Regions from separate parts of the Mus musculus genome. Here region 1 is linked to region 2. Evidence: chromatin loops called from intact Hi-C (ENCODE). Cell type or tissue: heart. All regions are shown on one strand. Each heading gives the region's core, and the rest is flanking DNA. Links, peaks and the distances in the headings are about the cores only.

What was found. Peaks named below come from ENCODE experiments on the same cell type or tissue, not always from the same donor. Only the 100,000 strongest peaks of a DNase experiment are listed, where the experiment ranks them.
Region 1: it touches region 2 in a loop (2.0-fold over the local background); 2 of 42 quality-filtered maps call a loop at or near these places.

The regions. Positions count from the first base shown.
Region 1 is chr5:151,019,047-151,029,190 of GRCm38, reverse strand. No RefSeq gene overlaps it. Among named protein-coding and RNA genes, the nearest start is that of Kl, 72 kb to the right of the region's middle. In heart, for the core only: no CTCF peak of the experiment used is centred there; DNase peaks (open chromatin) are centred at 5,510 and 8,180; H3K4me3 peaks cover 586 bases; H3K27ac peaks cover 1,197 bases.
Region 2 is chr5:151,107,571-151,117,714 of GRCm38, reverse strand. All of the region lies in intron 1 of Stard13 (StAR-related lipid transfer (START) domain containing 13), which reads left to right. Among named protein-coding and RNA genes, the nearest start is that of Stard13, 78 kb to the left of the region's middle. In heart, for the core only: no CTCF peak of the experiment used is centred there; DNase peaks (open chromatin) are centred at 4,774, 7,034 and 8,964; H3K4me3 peaks cover 251 bases; H3K27ac peaks cover 269 bases.

The sequences.
Region 1 (10,144 bases), core at 1,462-9,461, 89 kb after region 2:
TGGAGGGAAGAATCCAGAAGGTCCCTGGCATTTCTATCATGTACATTTCTAACCACAGATACAACGTTGAGCGGATGCCAGATGATTATGGAGCCTCTCGTTTCTAATTCTCACTCCACAGACCCCACCTGCCATTCTTGGACCAGTGTGCGCTCGCTAGCGCTCTCTCTCTCTCTCTCTCTCTCTCTCTCTCATTTACCTCCTCTGTAACCATACAATGGAGAGACACATTATCAATTTATACACAGGGAAATAGCAGAAGTCTCCAGAACCAAGAAAATAACTGAGATTTTGCATTTTGACAATTTCAACATAACCCAGCAGTGCAAAGAATAGTGAATTGGCTGGTATTCAAAAAAAAAAAAAAAAAAGCTAACTTGTTTCTAAAATGTTTAAACATGAAACAGTTGTTTTCAACAAATAGAAACCTTAATTAATTCCTAAGTGAATAAGTTAGAAAATAGCCACAGAAAGTATTTGAGACAACAAACTTAGGTGTTCAGTGACCTTACAAAATTTGTCTGTAAATTTTTAGTTTATTTATTATTTACATTTTATTATCTTTATTTTATATTTATTTATACCATATTCTATATTATATTATTTCTATTACATACAGTATTATTTATTATATACTATATTATTTATATTATATCATGTGTTTATATTAATATTTATTATATAATGTTTATATTATAGTATTATTATTTAAAATTAATTATTTTCATTGCTGTGATAAAAACCATGACCAGCAGCGGTTTGCATAAGAAAGGGTGCTCTGACTCACACTTCCACATTGTAGTCTATCATCAAGGAAAGTCAGGGCATCAATCTAGATTCAGGGAATGAAACAGAAGCCAAGGAGAAGAAAGCACTGTTCACAGGCTTGCTCCTCCTGGCTTGCTCCTTATGGCATGCTCATGGGTGGCAATGCCCACAGTGGGCTGAGCCATCCCACATCAATCACTAATCAAGACAATGTCCCTGCCTGTTAGCATTTTGTCTAAACTCCTCCCCACAGTTACCTGGCAACAGCCAGGTAGGCCTGACCCCACTATAAAAGGAGCTGCTTGCTCCCTCCTCCCTCTTTTGCTCTCTTATTCTCTTGCTCTTCCTCTCTCTTCCCATTCCCTTCCCCCGACCCTCTCTCCACATGCTCATGGCCATGGCTGGCCTCTACTTCTCTACTCTCTGTCTCTCTGCCTTTCTCTGCCTCTACTGCCCTTATAATTCCCCTCCCTATGCTCTGAATAAACTCTATTCTATACTATACCATAGTGTGGCTGGTCCCTCAGGGGGAAGAGATGTCTTAGCATGGGCCTGCTGAGACATCACCTTCCCCCATACTTCACCACACATCCCATATTCTTTCTCTATCTTTTTATAAGCACATCACTACAGACTTGTCCATCTGAAGGAGGCATATTCTCAACGGAGTTTCCCTGTTGCCAGATGACCCTAGCTTATGGAAAGTTGAAAACAGTAAAGCATAAGATGGAATAAGATGAAATCTAACCAGCACACAGTCTAATGAGAAGATGGCCAAGAAGCAATAAAAGTAGTTAATGAGATTAAAAAAAAAAAAAAAAACAGAAGAAAGAAACAGACAGTGGGAAGTTTCGCAGTTACAGACAGACAAGCAGGAGAAGGCTGTGGCAGAGACCTCTTTGGCATCATGTCTGCTACCTCAGTCTTCATCCTTTATTATACTAGAATTGCTAATATGACACGAATAGGAGCTGCCATTTAATCTGTACACTGAGTACCCATGCCTTATGTGTATGGGGGCGGTGCAGCGGCTTAGGGAACCGGCTGCTCTGAAAACTGCCCTTGCCGATGCCAGATGGCTGCATTTTCCAGCCAATTAGAGAGCTGCCTAGGTCGTGCATATGTTAGGAGCCTGCCTGCCCCAGACCCTAACACTTAATTATTCTGCCTAATGACCAAGGAGCAATCTTTATTTCAGGAGCTAAAACCTCTCAGACCTCTGCAGATGCTTTGGGGGTTCAGACACATTTCCCACTGGTCAGCCTTGATGTTTTCATCTCTTACCTGAACCACTGACAACTTCTGCCTGAGGTAGTGCATGTTACTGGGGTTGCCTCTGGGGTTCCTATTCTCATTAATAAAATAGCTTAAGAATGGGTTCAGAAGTAAGCTCAAAACAATTTAATTAGAATGAAAGCAAAAACAAAAACACTCTAGTCAAGCTGCAAATCTTGGCATAGCCCGAAGAGATCTGGAGAGAGAGAGACAGAAAGACAGACAGACAGACAGAACATTTTGCTGAGTTAGTATTCAGACAGGCCCTAGCTCATCAGAAACATAGCAGTTCTGAAAGCAGCCCACTGAGGCCAAGCTTTCTGGAAAAGAAGGATACACTATCCATACAAAGGGATAATTATTCCTCCTACCATTTTAGCAAAGCCCAATTAAGGTGTATCCGCTTTTCCAAGCAACAGTTTAGACCAGGTAACTGGCTGGCCCAGCTGGATTAACTCTTCAGAGAGAAGACAATAATATGACAAGACTCAACCTGTTGGGACAAGGGAAGGGACAACACAAGGGACAGAATTAACATTTGCTCACAGAGAGCCCCTCTCCCCAAACCCGGCCTTAGGGGGCCTGCTCACAGCCTGCCCTGCCTTGCTCTGATGTCTTGCAATGTCAGTAGTTACCAGCAGTTGGAAGGAAGGGATCCTAAGGAACCCAAGGCCACAGTGGATCTCAGGCCCAAATTCACTCAGTCTTCAGAATATGATGAGGCCATGAGTGAAGCCCGAGAGACACCAGTTCACCTTTAAAGAAGACTGGGTTTCACCAATTTATCAGAGGGGTGTGGTTCACCTGATGGAGATAATCACACAATGAGCCTGCATTGACTCATTTCCCAGGTTATCTAAATCTGGGTTATCTCACAGGAAACAGCACCACACTGTTTCCTACAGGCATACAGAAGAGCCAGCCCCTGCATGGGCCCTGGGAAGCCGGCGGTACTCAGGGCCTGCCTGCCTACCTTCCCTCCCTCCCTAGGTTCTCCCAAGGCTGGACAGGTTTGTCTCAGGTGCCCTTGCTCTACTTTGCTCTCTGTTGCTACAATGAACACTGTTACCGAAAAGCAACTTAAGGAGAAAGGGGTGTCCACCATCAAGGGAAGCCAAGGCAGGAACTTGGAAGCAGAAAACATGGAGGGAGGAACTAGGCTTACTGGCTTGCTCAGACAGCCAAGGGCCACCTGCCCAGGGATAGGACCTTCCTCAGGGAACTGGGCCCTCCAAACATCAACTAGTAATCAAGAAAATGCCCCACAAATGTGCCCATGAGCCAATCTGAGAGAGGCTGCTCTTTCCTGGTTCCCAGGAGTGACAGGTGGATGACCAAGAGCAGCCATCAGTCCCTCTGCTGTGTGGTGCTTTTCCCGACCCTATATCAGCACCAATCAGCCCACCTGTGGAAGACCTGACTGAGCTGCTCCACCACATATTTGCATAACTAAGCCTTTTATCTCTTTGCCGGGAATCTGAAGCTTCATCTCCTGCTACTTGGATTTCTGGCATCTGCAGCTATTTTCAGGATGAAGAGAAACCTGAAATTATGCCACAGCATAAAAAGGCCTTAACCTGAAGAGCGACCTCACTTTGTCATCAATAATGTTTGGGATGGATAGGGCTGTTTCTGTACCCCTACTCTACCACACCCCACAACTCCTACTTTCCTGCGGGCCTGGAAGATGTACTTTTCTAGAACATTCCAGGACAAGAGAGTTTTGCCTTGATATCAGAACACTTGCTGGCAGCCTCCTCCCACATGACCCCTACTTCATTTATTAAGTTTGTCATCCCTATAAGGACCTGGTAGAAATAACCTATGGAGAGGGAGAATTTTTATTTTTGGTTCAAAAGTTTCAGCCATTCACCTCAGGGTGGAAGCAGAGCAGGAGGAAGAGGGCAGAATTAGAAGCAACTGAAGGGCACTCCCCAGCTTCCGCCATTTCAATGATTGTCTTAGTCAGGGTTTCTATTCCAATCATGACCAAGAAGCAAGTTGGGGAGGAAAGGGTTTATTCAGCTTACTCTTCCACATTGCTGTTCATCACCAAGGAAGTCAGGGCTGGAACTCAAGCAGGTCAGGAAGCAGGAGCTGATGCAGAAGCCACGGAGGGATGTTCTTTACTGGCTTGCTTCCCCTGGCTTGCTCAGCCTGCTCTCTTATATAACCCAGGACTACCAGCCCAGAGATGGTCCCACCCACAAGGGGCCTTTCCCACTTGATCACTAATTGAGAAAATGCCTTACAATTGGATATCATGGAGGCATTTCCTCAACTGAAGCTCCTTTCTCTGTGATAACTCCAGCTGTGTCAAGTTGACACAAAACTAGCCAGTACACTGATCCTCAACAGTCCACTCAAACATGGACTGTGAACTAAATTAAACTGTCCATGCATGAGGCCTGAGTCCTGGAAGCACACACAGGGACACCCAGAGGTGCCCTCAGTAATCTAGTAGGTATTTCTCAGTCCCGTCAAGGTGACAACTATGATTAACTACAAAAACAGCTCAAGGCTGCCAAATCTCACCTTTGCACTTAGGAGAACCCAGAAGCCTTTGATTGTGGGAAGTCCTACCCTTGTTAAGAACTTGCTGAGTCTGCTTTGTCTCCGTCTTATAAAACACAATTTTGTCAAGTTGGTGTTTTTGTTTTTAACCAGAGGAAGACCAAGGTGTTGGCATTCTGTCTGGATTCCACCCCCACAGTTACCTGGCAACAGCCAGGTAGGCCTGGCCCACTATAAAAGGGGCTGCTTGGCCCCTCCTCTCTCTCTCTCTCTTACTCTTGCCTCTCTCTTTTGCCTCTTGCCTTCTTGTTCCCCATCTCTCTCTATTCCCTTTCCCCCCACCCACTCTCCACGTGTTCATGCTGGTTTCTACTTCTCTACTCTCTCCCTCTCTCTGCCTTTCTCTGCCTCTATTACCCTCATAACTCCCCTCCCCGTGCCCTGAATAAACTCTATTCTATACTATACCGTTGTGTGGCTGGTCCCTCATGGGGAAGGGATGCCTTGGCATGGGCCCCGCTGAGGCCCCCCCTCCCCCCATACCTCACCACACCTCCACAGATTATATCTTAATATTTCTTTATCTTTTTATAATCACAACACAAGGACCTGACTATTTCTCATGCCAGTAGGACTCTCAATTCCACAGCAACTTGGAAATGGCAGCTTCCTGCTATCCATCAGTTTTGAGGAGTTTTGGGATAAACCCAGCAGTGTTTATACCCAGCATCGGATTCAAGGAATAGAAATATCCAACTAGCTCTGCAGCTTCTCAAAGGTCTGAGGGAGCCAGCGGCAAGGGAACTGCTTAGAGGGACTGAGATACTGTTATGATTTTCCCCGTGAATCCCAAGGTCTAGCTGGTCCAGTTTTGGTGAACTAGATCCAATTCTGGGCTCAGCTTGATGCAAAACAGACACCCAGCGGGGAACTTGGACAGACTCTGGCTCAGGAGGGATTTTAAACAGCAGCTCACTCAGCGGGGCTCCAGCTCTGTGGAGCTCGCTAGGAAGGGGTGGAGGGGCCTGCTTTCCCAGGGAAGACAGAAGAACAAGCTGTAATTCCGGTTCAAGGATTTGGGAGCGTAAAACAAACAGCGTCTCCAGTTCCCACATTCCAAAGTCAAGATGTTATGCAGAGATTGAAAATAGGTTGTTCAAGGTGACACTTCAGGCTCTGCGACTGCGGACGAGCCTCTAGAGCTAAAAGTTGTCATCTCTCCTTGAAAATGGGCACAATTGCATGAGGCTTTGCTGTGCGAGCACATTACAGACGTGCCAAATCCATTGATTTCCATGTCCGTGTAATTTCAACATACACATCATTTATGCATTAGACCAATACTACTCCCATTGTGTTTTAAAGAATAAAATAAGGCACAGAAAAACTCTCCTGAAATTACCTACCCAGGACAGAAAACCCTGGCAATTGAATCTCTGTTCTCCTGGCTCTTTGAGGAGGAGGCTGCTCTCCACAGAGTAGCCATGACAACCATACAGAGTAGATTTCTTGGGGTTTTCTGCTGAGACAGGAGCTGGAGTCTTCCACAGAACATGTTAAGTATAATTAGCAGATAATCTCCATAATGAAGACACTGCAGACTGAGACCTGCAAGCTTCCTGATGAATTCAGGATTTACAAAGGGATGGGGAGGAGAAACTACTCATTATGTACCTGAGCCTGCAGACCTGTAAATTCTGAGGTATACCCCACTGAGACACACACACACACCTCCAGGTTCTCACCCAGTGACATGTCTGGGTGCAGCTAGTCCAAAAATTGAGACTTGGGGTGAGAGCCCTGGATTTTTTCCATAGTTCTCAGTCCTTTGAAAAGGTGTCAATTACAATGCACTTGGGCTTCCAATTGCTCCCACATAGTTGACCAATCCTTGGTACAAGGGATTGATAAAGAGGCAACTGAGAATTCAGCATTTCTGGGTCTCCAGCTGCATCTTGCTTCTTCGAAACAAGATGAAAGGCTAAGAACACATTCAAAGGTGGCCACACATGGTCATGGAAGAATTTCAGCCCAGAATGTGCCACAGAGAACGGGCCGACATTGAAAACAATAATACAAGGAATTTTCAAAAACATATGTAGTAAAAAATAAAGAGGAGAGAGAGACCAGCTCTGCCTGATCATGTCAATGGGAAACAGAGGAAAGACAAACAATTCTTCCTTGTATGAACTATGACCATCTCCATCTTGAAATTCTTTGAAATTCCTGTGCTGCTGTGACAAGTGCAGGCTCCCACGTTCCCCACGATGAGTTAGGCAGGACCTGGCTGGAGAAAGTGAAGTCATCGGCCCAGAATTTGTGTCATGTCCTGGACTCTTCAGAGTCCTCCACGAAGGCTCCTGGCCTGGGCCTTCCTTACAAAGACTGTCAGCAGTGAGGCCCAAGAGTGACTGTGTGGGCGGAATTAAATTTCTGGTAGATTCTCAGCTGTGAAGCTGCAAAGTAATTCATTCCTGCTTCAAGCTTTTAAGCAATGGCCAAAGTAATTTCCAAAGTCTCAGCTATTTTATGTTCCTGCCAGCAAAGCCTGAGGACTCCAGTGTCTCGCTACCCTCTTGCACGGTGACATCTCCCATTGCCACCTTTGAAGGATGCCCACTCTAGTGGGTATGGATTGTTATTTCAATATCATGCACTGCTGTTTTAAAATAAAATCCCTGCCATTCGATTTTTACCAGTGAAGACTCAGAAGACAGATGCTGGGGTGAAAACCTGCCAATGCAGAGAGGCAGAAAGAGCACACACACACACGCACGCATGCACACAAACATATACACACACGCATGCACACACACACAGGCTGACCTTCCTACTCCACTGACATTCAGAAGGAAAAAGCCCCCTGTCCTACTTCACGATGTGAAGCACCCTTCACCTCGAAGACCCTTCTCTCTCTTTCCTTATGTTCATTCCCCCTCAGCTGGTTGCTTGCTCTACCTTGTGGCCTATCCTTGGCTACCTTTTGTTCTTGCTTGCTGAAAGCTCTTGGGTTAAAGGTGTGTGTTAGGGCTCAGCTACACCACAATAAGTAACAGGGTTTTTTTTTTTTGTTTGTTTTTGTTTTTCCCCAGTTCACAATCTCTGGGTTTACAATGTGATCAAATATCCTGCAAAAATGTGCATCTTTAATTTTTAAAAAATATTTATTTAATGCTAGGCAGTGGTATCGCACGCCTTTAATCCCAGCACTTGGGAGGCAGAGGCAGGCGGATTTCTGAGTTCAAGACCAGCCTGGTCTACAGAGTGAGTTCCAGGACAGCCAGGGCTACACAGAGAAACCCTGTCTCGGAAAAAAAAAAAAATTAATGTGTATGTATATGCTTGTCTGAGTACTATGTGTGTGTGGGTACATTTTAAAAGCAGTTAAGTGTTTAACAGTTCACTGTTTTAGATTTCTAGAAGGCCAAGGCCATTGGAAGGGCTGTATGAAGCAGTGCTCGGTGACATATAAAGTGATCCCGACCTTGTCCCGCTTCTCAGGACCATCTTCCTCGCTAAGCTCTTCCTACCCTAGTGAAGGAAGAGGAACGTGCACGATGACAACCAATTTCCTCTCCAACTGACGAGGGCGGGGAAAATTTCAACACAGGCAACAAGAGAGTCACAACAGGGGCCAAGCAGGAAGACGCTGCCGCTTTAACGCGCAGGATAGCTGGAAGCCGGTTCTGTAAACCACGGAGATGCACAGCAGCAGTCCCAGAGCAGAGGGGTAAGACAGCTGGGGTGAAGGCTGGGAAAGAAAATGGCTCCCATCTCCAAGTCCTCTCTGAGGAACAACAGGAAGCATGAAGCATCCCTCTCTCCCACCTCACCTAACTCTGCTCTGTCTGTACAGCAACCCTCTGGGAATGTTTTCCTCCCAGACAGGCAAGGAGAGTGTACAATCCACTACTGTTTTCACCTCACCTCTGGCACACACGCGCACGCATGCATGCTCGATCCATGAATAGGGCTTCTGGGTTACTGAGAGCATTGCTTCCTCCAACGCTTTTCTGAGCCCCTGAGTAAACACCGATTGGGTCAGCAGGACCACAGGAAGGCCATGCGACCATTTTCAACTATAGTGGAAATTTGCAAGACCACACATGGTCGACAAGCCCCACCCGAAGTCCTCAAGGGTCAGCATCCAAGGGCACAAGGCCTCCTGACTCACTGTGACACACTACCAAACTCACACTCCAGCTGTCTCCAAAGAGCTTGTGCTCCGAGTGTCATTGTGCAAATTAAAATCAAGATAGCTGCTCTGATCGGTGCATTAACACCTCTGAAATTTACATTAAGGAAGGTCACACAAAGCAACGAAATTCACCAGGGAGCCTTCCCTCGTTATTGTTTAATGTGGCCATTCTAAAAATTACTTCCCCATAATCACCCACCTCTGCAGGAACAGAGCTGTTCTTGGCAGCATGCTAAGTACAGTTTCTGAGCAGCCAGAAACCTCACAAAAACCTGGTGTGTGTGTGTGTGTGTGTTCTTTTCAAAGAACAAGCTATAAGAGATATGTTCTCAAAGATTCTCTCAGGAGGCAAATGGAGTGAATTCCAAGACCAATCTGACCAATTTATCTTTGAAAGGAGTCATTCTAAGGAGGTGCTTGTCTTAAGGGTGAGTTAACATAAGCTGTTATCAATAAAGATAAATTATCAACAAAGAGAAGAAGTGATTTATCAATAAAGAGAGCAGATAGGTCCTAAGACATTTTTAGGAGAAAAAAAAGTATTATTTTTATTTCACATATATGAGGGATGCAGGGATCCACAGAGGCCAAAAGAGGGCATCAGATTCCCTGGAGCTTGAGTTACAGGTGTGTAGGTGTGTGTGTGTGTGTGTGTGTGTGTGTGTGTGCGCGCGCGCGCGCACGCACGTGCATGCTAGGAACCAAGCCAGGCCCTCTGCAATAGCAATGAAGCACTCTAGCTACTGAGCTATCTCTCCAGTCCCTCCTAAGACGTTTATTAACGAAAACAGAAGTGGACCTTGCGAGGAGGAAATGGCCTCACAGGAGAAAAGTGAGAGGACAGAAGGTGGCTGGAAAGCTGTGTTTGAAGCAGCCTGCAGGAGGAGGCCAACTCCACCACAAGCATGCCCTAGCCCCCAAGTGGGGAGCAGGACTCAATAGAGTTTTAAAGACTTGGTCCCACTCTTTCTGATGGCACAGATTCCTATTGCTCCTAGTGTGTCAAATCTGGAGGAGGTGAGAAAATTGTAGCTACACAAGATCACTTTTTATTTTCAGGGAATGGAAATATTTTAAAAATCTAGAGGTGGTAAAATAGCTCGCTGTTACATTAAACTGCCAAGTTCAGCAAAATGGCCACATAATGTTCTCTTTCTTTCCGTGACAAGAACGGAGACTGACAAATGGTGCCATAAAGAAACTCAGAGCACCTGTGTTTACTTAATAGGTTGGGAAAATGGAAAGAAGAAGAACACCCCCCCCCCCCACACACACACACTCCCAGCATGCTGGGTGGGAAATAATTGCTGACAGGTGAGTAACAGCTACAAGAACAATGGAAGTGAAAGCTTGCCTAGGACAGCTAGTGCTTTATTTTTTATATTCCAA
Region 2 (10,144 bases), core at 1,128-9,127:
CTCCGAGTAGTCATCTCAGTTATTACATCACAGTGCTTGTGAGTAAACATCCTTAGAATGTATCCCATGATGATAGGTTGGAGACTTCTAAGCCCTCCTGACAGCACGAGATTGTAAGCAGCATTTCTAACATATCGATCTTTACACGTCGGTATATATTCATGTTTACCATCACTAATAGCTCGAGACATAGAGCCCACACAGTGCTCTTAGCTGGGTCCATGTAGATTTTCCTAAGTCATGATGAGTAGCCTTCTTGAAAGCAAGGACACATGGGAGACTGCTGCTCCACACAGTAACCCTCTGCCTCACGCAGTTCCCACTCGCCTTCAGAAACTACCAACAGGGCTTTCGTAACATTCTGAGAGTAAATACTGGCAAAGTAATTCAGTTTTGTTAAGACGTTTAAGTAAAATACACAAAATAGAAGCACTAAGCTTTCTAATGCATTCCTCTGTGCCTTGCTTTGTAGACCTTTGCTTTCACAGTCTGTACCATGTGATCCTTAATAGTAGTAGATGCACCAAAAGGTTCCCATCTGCCAGCCACACTATACGGTACCTCACAACTACATTTCACAGCCAGGAAACTAAAGCTCCATGAGGCTTACTCACTTTTCCAAGATGGCATTGCTCGGAAGCAACTGTGGTTCCCCGTGTAGATAGTTTCTCCTCTCGTGTCTAATGTTCTGGGGCTGAGGAGATGGCTTAGTCAGTATGGTTCTTACCACACCAATGTGAGAATCTCACACCAAGGGTGGATCCCCGGAACCCATGTGAAAACTGGGCATCGTCTTGAGTGAGTGTAATCCTTGTGCTCCTTTAGTGAAATAGGTGGGAACAGGAGAATTTGCAGAAACTCACAGGCCAGCAACCCTGTGGAGAACAAGATACCCTTCCTCAAACAAGGTGGCTAGGACATGCACACACACTCATACACAGGCACACACAGTGCCCTGAAAAATGATGACTTCTGAGTTCTTAAACACTGTTATGAACCTTTGGAAGCCAATGGCTGGCAGCACTCAAACAGCTGGTTTGTGTCCCTGACACAAATCTGGTTGCTATGGGATCCATCACATAGGAAAATATTGGTCAGCTCCAGGTGCCTGGGACACCAGACAGGCTTAGGAATTGTGTTGAGCTCCAAGAAAGGAGGCTGGAGAGGTTCGATTCGTGTTGGGGATGTGGAGATTGTTGGGTTTTTACTATTTTCTTGCTTTTTGCTGCTGCTGTTTGTGACAGAGGGTGTTGTGTGGTTTTGTTTCTGTGATACTGGGAATTGAACACAGCACCTCATGCTTATGAGGGCAGGGCCTCAACCACCACACTGCATCGTTAGGCCCCACTTTGTGTTTTGACTGCCACGGAATTTCAAAAGCCAAGTTGCAGAGAGATGAGTCTGAAGATGGCACTAAAGGTTGCCATGAAGGGGAAATACACATCACATTAGAATAGATGAGCATGGTGGCCCTAAAATGGCATATCCGAAGTGGCAGCAGAGCTAAACATTTTAATTGTTAGTCGTTGATTTGAGTCATCTCCATCGTCCAAATTTATTCTCGCTGAAGATGATTGCATCCAGCTCGTGCTTGCTTCCAGTAAGACGGGAAGAACAAAGGGAAACAAATGAAACAGTTTACTTCAGCCTCATGAAAAGTTCTTACACAAGAAGCGAAAAAGCATGGGAAAATATGAGTTTTATTTATTTATTTATTTATTTTAACTTTTTCCTTGAAGTTCCAGCGAAATTACAGCTCATGTGAAGTACGGGTATGTGTATGTGTTTATACAAGGGAGGGCTGTCCCACCAGACAAACTGTAATCAGAGCTTCTGGAAACCGTAGTCACTGCTGAAAATGACTAATAGCATATATAATCTCCTTTCTAAAAGAGCAGTTTATTGGTTTTTTTTTTTTTAGTTGAAAACAATACATTTCACTTTCTCCAAAATGAGGAATATTTCTGGGGATCCCAAATGTCTTCTCATTTTAATTCTTTGCTACTTTGACTCCACCCAATATTCTCCCTGATAATGACAAGCAGCAGAGCACTACCAGGTTCCCTGTTAGCAAACATGGCTGTTTATGTCCCTATGAAAGCAAACTTTACACGTTGTGCTAAATATCTTAAAATATGATATCTAAACATGAACCTACTTTCAAGCTTAAAATAAATGGTCCCATCATAGAATGGTCTACGTTTACAGGATACATGCTAAGGGTTTTGGTTTTTGGTTGGTTTTGTTGTTGGTGGTGGTGGTGGTGGTTTTTTGTTGTTGCTTTTTTAAGACTCAGAATATTTTTGAAAAGTCAAAAGCTACCCATAGGGAATAGAGGTTGCTCAGTGGTTAGAGCACTGGCTGCTTTTCCAGAAGACCTGGGTTCAGTTCCCAGCACCTACAAAGCAGCTCACAGTTACCTATAATTCCAGTTCCTGGGTGTCAGATGCCCTCATATTTCCTCCTCAGACACTGCCTGATGCGCACATGCTACACACAGGCAAAACCCTGATACACAGAAAGTGAAATGAACAAACATAAAAAAGCATCACCGTAAGAAAGAGAATTTAAAAGCAGAACTCTCACAAAACAAATTATTAACCATTTCTCCGTATTTAAATTCACGTCCATTTACGAAAGCTCTTCATGTACAGACGTTCTACAGGAAATATCTGGTTTTAAAAGAGAAAGGTTCGTGTGGCCCAGACATCATAAACAAAAATGCTTTTATTGGACATGAGCTGTGTCCACTACTCCACTGCTGTGGCTTTTCTGCTGTGTGGAGACCACTGAGTGTTAGACCCACACAGAAGGCAGAAAGAGGCTGCGTGAGTGGATCTCTGAGATCTCACGTCCACCCGGCAAGAATTACTTCTTTTTCTTTCCACAGGTAAATGAAAGTTGCCTCTAACATCCTTGGGGTCTCTAAGATCACTCTGAACTAGTAAATAACAGAAAACAAAACACAGAAACCTTAGCTTTAAAAGAACATTTTTGCTTAAGATACAGGGGTGGGAAGGGTCAAAGTTGGATAATCTGATTATGGTCTATTATCAATACCATTTGAAGTCCCTGCTATCTTGATAATCACCGTGGAGCCATGCAGGACTTGGCTAGCAGATAGCTTAGCTTAATTAGGAGTATAGGTGACTGACTGGATTAGCCTCCTGTCCTTTTTACTGATCCACACACTTCCTCTCCCCTGTCCCCAAGTCACAAGAGCTTTGTTTTATTCTCCTGCTGGAAATGCTATGTGCCAGCAACTAAAAACAGCCATAAAAACATGTTTGATCAGCTTGGCTTTGTGGCAGATGGAAGGCTTGAGGCTCAGGCTAGTCTGGGTTTGAATTGTGACACCATCGTTGGTTGTGTGTGTGCTTCCCTACGGCTATGAGGCTCTGATTGCTGTCCCCAAAATGGTGTCAGTAAAGTCAACCACAGAGTATCAGGAGAGCAAGAAGCCACATGAGGGGCTTTGACTAGGTGGCCAGAGCACTCTGTTTTGATGGTCATCAAATGTTCCCTGCCCTCACCTCTATAAATCTTTTAGGGATGTCAGTCCAACAGGAAACCCAGTGGTCTCCTGTAGCGCCTTCTGGGAACCTGCCACGACCTTTGGAAAATGTTGCTTAGTGATTCTACTTTCTCTCCTCATTTTTGCCAACAAGAAGTTCTATTTTTAGCAGAGTTTGGTAAACCCTTCCTTATAGATGTCCTTTCTCCACATCTTATTCTATGTGATTTAATTACCAGTTAATGCATTAATGCATATGTGTGTATGTGTATACATATAGAAGTTATATTAGAAACTTTTCTGTATTTTTATCTGTTATGTACAGTCTAGCTCCTTCAGAAGAATTTGGAAAAGTTCATAGTTATAGACAAAGACTGGAAACAAAAAATACTTGTTTCAAGTATCAACATCCTAATGCAAGACCTAGGTCGCCTCTTTTAACCTCCCTGATCCTTGGTCTCTTCCTCCTCCTGATGGAGGTGGTTAAATGAGCATTCTACATAATATGTTGGGCATCATGCCACAACTGAAATACCAACAGTAGCCACATAGATTTCTTTTAGCAGAATATTTGAACAGTTTATAGGAAGAAATTTTTGTTTAAAAGAATAATCACAGAAACTTTGTGAGCCTTATAAACCTTTCTCAAATGGAGTATGTTAAAGAGGACATTCCAGAATATGCCTTTTTGGAAAAGGGCAACATCTCAACAAATAAAGGAAGAGAGAACATTATGTTGTCAGGATATATTGTTAGCTCCCAAATAGCCTATTCCCTGTTTAGTAACTACCACAATTATTGTAAGTGTTTATATCCGGTCGAACCATAAAGTACCTTTGCGTGCTGTAAAACTTTTTCCTTTTCTGAGACAACTCAGGTGCAGTGTAGCCCTGTGTGCCTGCCATTGGTCAAGTGCAGTGGGAACAGAATAAACAGATAATGGGGGTCACAGATGCCTGCAAGTCAACTTCAGAGAAAGCCAGCCAAGGCCACAAGCACCTAGGCCTGTTTGCATGGCTGATTTGTCCAAGGCTATTTACTTACCTAGACACCCTAAGGTCTGTCTTAGAGTAACAGAATGACCTTTAAAGACACGACTTTACTCAGGGCCCACGTTCCGGCATCATGCCTTTATGCTTGCTTCTGTTAGAACTGGATCACAAAACAGGGAGCAATTAGAAATGTTACACTTCATCCCCAAATTGAGAAAGAATGCATCGGAGCTGGCCCTAGGGACCAAGAGGCAGCAGCTGAGCCTGCGGTTTTGTGGAGATTCTTAGCCTGCTATGTCAGAGACCACACTATGAAGTCATGTCAACCGCTGGGATCAAGGCTCATCAACAAAGCTTTCCGAGCAATGCAAGAGTCAGATAAACCTCAGCATTCCATGCTATTCCCTGGCACTCTCGGGGGGTTTTCCTTCATCTAGTTGGCGTAGGTGTGGCCATTGTCTACCCTCAGGCAGCCATGACAGAAGGACAAGGCTTATCTTCTCTGGAGTCTGTGACATTATCCCAGTGGCATGGGTGTCTCTGATTATATGTACTACATCAGAGTTTCATTTCCCAAATCACAAGATTCTCAGCCCTCTGCAAAGACTTTCGGAGCGCCTTCCTCTTCCCGGTAAGGCTCGATGTTGGGAAGGGTCAGGTTTTGCAGACAGTCACACAGCTGGCAAGCTGCTCTTTGGAGTCACTTCATTAGACCCCTCTCAACTCACCCCTGAAATAATAACCTGCCTTATCAAAGCCCTGCACTCTAGAAGGTCTTGTTCCCCTTCATCTTCTGACCTTATAAACTATAGACTGCGAGCAATAAAATCATTTTTAAAAAGTAGATTTAAATCATCTTAAAGTCACTCTTCTTGTGACCTTTAGCAGCTGTATCACCAAAGCTTTCCCAAGAAACGAACACTTAAAAAGATGAAAAGGTGGATATAATTTCTGACCTATTTTTGCTTTAGGAGCAATTCATGATGTGATCAAATATACCTTGCAAATTGTTTACAAATTTCCAAAGCTTTTTTTTTTTTTTATTTGAAATTTGCGTAATGCAGAGCATCGGAATGAAACTGAAGGTTTTGCTTCTGCTTTTGCTTTGATTAAACACTTCTTTCTGCATGGTTATATCAAGCATAGCAGGACCATCCCAGACCCACGTCCTTCACCGCTAGTCCATCACGGTGGCCAAGAGCTGCATGCTTAAAAACATTGGCCTTTTGGCTTTCATAGTTCATCTTTGTAATACATTTTATGCAAACCGCATTCTGGTTATTAAAAAAAAAAAATCCCAAGCTGGGACTCACTGCCCAGGATAGAACTTTAGCCAAAGAGGAATTCCTTAGCTTCACATATCACAGTATAGCTTACACAACAGGAAGCTTGTTTTCATCCTAAGGAGCACTGGGAAGCCAGATTCTAAAATAACAAAAAAGAAAAAAAAAAAATCTAGGGTCAGGTGCGGTCTGCCATTTTTACAATAACATTAAAAGGCTGGTTTCAGTCAGGTTTGTCACTTGCCTACTTCTCACTTGCCAAACCCCAGGGCACCGAGCATAGGCCAAACCAGGGTGAGCAGAGCAGCCAGCATCCTGAAACCAGGAGGGTTCAACTCCAGAAGGACGGCAGAGGTTCTGACTTTAAAAGCATCTAAACAATGCCTAAATATTTAGTACCTGATATTGCCTTAAGTATTTACCTAAAATAAGTAACACTTTTTATTTCTATTTCATTTATTTTTGCCTTGAGAAATAGCTAGAACGCAAATTTGTTTGTTTGTTTGTTTGTTTGTTTGTGAGATACAAGGTCTTACTATGTAGCCCTAATCGCTTAAAACTCACTCTGTAGACCAGGCTAGCCTAGAATTCACAGAGGTCCTCCTGCTTCTACCTCCCCAGTGCTGAGACTAAAGGCGTGCACAACTACTGCCTGGCCAAGTACCAGTATTTTTAAAGATGAGCTTACTCTGGAACCTCCTGCTTAGGTACTCTGTACCTGCTATTAATGTGGTATGTGACTCTTCCTTATGGTTTTGTGCTACATCAAGCTCCTTGCCCATGACAGTTAAATTTTTTAGAAAAGAAAATTCGAAGAAATAGAACCTGTTTAAATGCCATAAGAGAAGCAGGAATACAAGACCTGAGAATCTTTGCCTCATACCTGACAGACTCTGCCTGTCCCAATAAAAAGGAATAATTTAAAAAGAAATATCAAGTAGTGCTGTGAATCTTCAGCCTAGAACTTGAATTTAGACTGAAAATAAATGCAGGCATACAGAGGCTTTTGCAGGAGTTTTATCAAGGGAAAGCCCCTCGTAGTTGTCATTTTCATGGACTGATGGTCGGACAGGCACAAGAGCTTTCCTCGTGGGTAGACTGGGGTCAGGAACACAGAGCCACCTGGCTGGGAGCCCCTTAGGGGATTTGCCCTTCAAGTCTTGAAAACCCCCAGTTGCCTTTTAAATGCACTTAATTCTCTAAAACTAAACAGCGCTAAAAGAAACCTCTTAGGTCAACTGAAATAGTCGTTTAAAGGGGAAAAATTGAATCCTTTTCAAAAGCAGCCGTTACACAATCTAGCTTGGTGTGGTGCCTGCTGAAAGTTGGGTGGCTTCCATGGAAACAGAAATGAACACAAGAGACAAAAGAGTTTTTGAGTAATTTTTAGAGTGAGGGTGTGTGTGTGTGTGTGTGTGTGTGTGTGTGTGTGTGTGTGTGTGTGTAAAAATAGTACCCAGGAATTTTCTCCAGAACTAACTAACTACTCATTTTTTATTTTTAAGTGTGTATTCTATATAATGCTGGCTATACCTCTACAGTTTTCCAGACATAGGGTGGCCACTGGGGATTCAAACATCCAATGAGGCAGAGTTTTCTGTGCTTAATGTGCTTGTTATCTCTAACGACTACAAATGTGTCTTCCACTCACCCTGGAGGCGGGAAAGTCTTTACATCTGGATACACTAAGCGCTTGCCACCTCCACAAGCAACCTCTGAGGTCTCTGGCACATCTGGGAATCACTGGCAGGTGGAAATCACTGGCCAAGTCACCGATAAGTCTTTGGTGAATTCCCTCTCATATCCTAACCTCAAAAGATTCCAGGAACCCACAGTGGGCTCTGTGTTTATTAGCCTACAGTTGTTGAAAGGCCATTCTGTTTCTGTTGCAATATTCATTAAACTTGTATTTAATGTTGTTCTTACAAAGAGAAGTTTAGCAGCAAGTCTGAAAGACAGGAAGTGACTCAGTGGCCCACGAGTCAGGTGTGGGTAGTAAGGGGTGAGCTACAGGTCTGAAAAAAGTGTCCCCATAGGGGAGAAAACAGGATTGGAATGTCAGCAACTGGTGATGTCAGTTCCAGGATGACCCAAACTGCCATCTCAGAAGCTGCCGGGAAACAGGGAGCCCCTTGTACACCCTAAGAGAAAAGCTGAAGTGGCTTCTTGGGAAGGTTCTGACAAAAGCCACCGATAGTTAGGTGGACTCTGGCTTTCGCTAATAGAAGCCATCATGCCAGGGATGAATTTTTTAAAATCTACAATGTGGTAAACCTGAGAGAGTGTGTGTTCTTTTTATTCTTCATTTAGAATATTCTAAACTGGCTGGTGCTGTGATCATTTTATGAAAGAAGTGCCATTATGGAATACACAATAATATATAGCTTAGAATGTAAATGGAAACCACACTTGCCAAAGAAGAGGAGCTTTGTAACATTTAAGAGGTCATATGCATTCTGGAAGCAGAGACAGGAGGATTGCAAGTTTGAGCTGCATAATGAATTCAAGGCCAGCCTGGGCTTCACAGCAAGCCCCTGCTTCAAAAATACCAAAGTTAAATTAAATTTAAAAACAAGAGAATTCATGGACGGCTAAAGGCCTGCATTATGCCTTTGTACCCAGGAGGTGGAGGTCTCTTAAAAACCTCATCTTGGCTACACTTAGCTGTAGAAAGTGTTGTCTTTGGTTTGCCTATCTGGCCAGAGCTTCATACGTGATAGGCAAGGATTTTGCCAACAAGCTACATGCCCAGCCACATGGAACATTTTCAACCTGTGTTTATAATCTTCAAGGGTGTGTAAGAAAAGATCTGGAATTTTCCAACAGAAGCTAATAGGCCGTTGGTACTTAAGAATGATTCGTAAGCTACATCTTTAGGGATGGCGAGTTTCATCCCCTTCTGAAGACTCTGTTGGTAATGAGGGTCAGTGGGACACGCTCTGCCTTATACTTCCGTCCCCTTGAGGGGTTTGCTTCATCGGACAGCACATGCTTCTTTCCACTCCAAACAGAATCTTCCTTCTGGAGGCTCTGATGAAAATTCTTGATGTTTCTTTTTAATGTGAATGAAAACAATGGGGAGAGGAAGTGTGGAGGATTGGAATCTCCGCAGAGGCCCCGCAGGTCACTAGGGACCAGTGAGGTTCCTTTCTGCTCTCGGTGGTGGCCGGAAGTGGGAAAGCGGGCGATCATCTGTTCCCAGCTATGTCTGTCTGTGCCACCACGCTGGAAGCTTCCTCAGCCTTCGCGAAAGAAAACATTAATCAAGCCCCTTTGAGGTGCTTAGCACTGGGCTGACGCAGAGGCTGCGGGCTGTGGAGGGAACGGGAGAGTGGAATAAACCAAAACTTCTAGGGCTGGGGTAAGTGCGGGTAGGACACGGGAAGTTGAGGGAGGGAAGCCTGAGCCTTGGGTGGCAGGATTACAGAATTGTAACGCCACGAGCTAAAAATTAAGGAGGTAGAGGAGTTAAACGAGTGAGAATTGGCTGGTTAGATGAAGTGTGACAGTGTCATCCTGGATGGGCTGTGACATCCAGTGGATGATGGAGGTGGGGTTGGGGCAGTTCAGGAAACCCCTGGTAGTTTGGCACCCGTCCTAGGCGCTCTCTGGAATTGGGAAGCACAGAGAGACCTCCTGAGACCTGTACCCAGGACTTCCATGATGGTCCAGGGAGTGTGCATTTTCACTTTGGAGATTCGAGAACCACAGATAACAAACAAGAGAGCATGATTCGGGCTGCCTCTGCAGTCATCACCTTGCATGAGATCAGTTGCTTTCTTGAGTAAAATGCACTTGAGGCATCCTGCGTCCTGCGTCCTGTGCATCATGGAAATGTGTTCAAGAATGTCTTTGTGTGCAAGCCAACACTTTTATGTTGCTGAGCAGAGATTCTGCTTTCGTCCTGTGATCTTATGCCTGGCTACCCTCTGCTCTCCCTGGACCGTGTGTGTGTGTGTGTGTGTGTGTGTGTGTGTGTGTGTGTGTGTGTTGCTTTATTAGAGCCGAGCCTTTGGGTCCCACTGTGGCATCAGAGGCCATGTGGTACAGAGAGGGGCAGTTATAAAAGAATGAATAAACAGGCCTGTCTAAAGTGAGAAATTTTCTCCTTTGAGCTGCATGTGAGCTTCTTCAGCGAGGCGGAGTGCTCAGGGGGCTTTAGAAACTGCAGAATCATACATCTCCCTAGGGCGTCATTTTCTTCACACTTGAAGGGGATCTTTTGGTTTAAAAAAAAAAAAAGTATGAGCACACTGCATTCTAACTACATATAGAAAAATGTAAAATTCATTGAGGGTACGTTTTCTCTCTGCTGTATATTGATAGGGGAAGAACACAAGATTCATTTCAAGGAA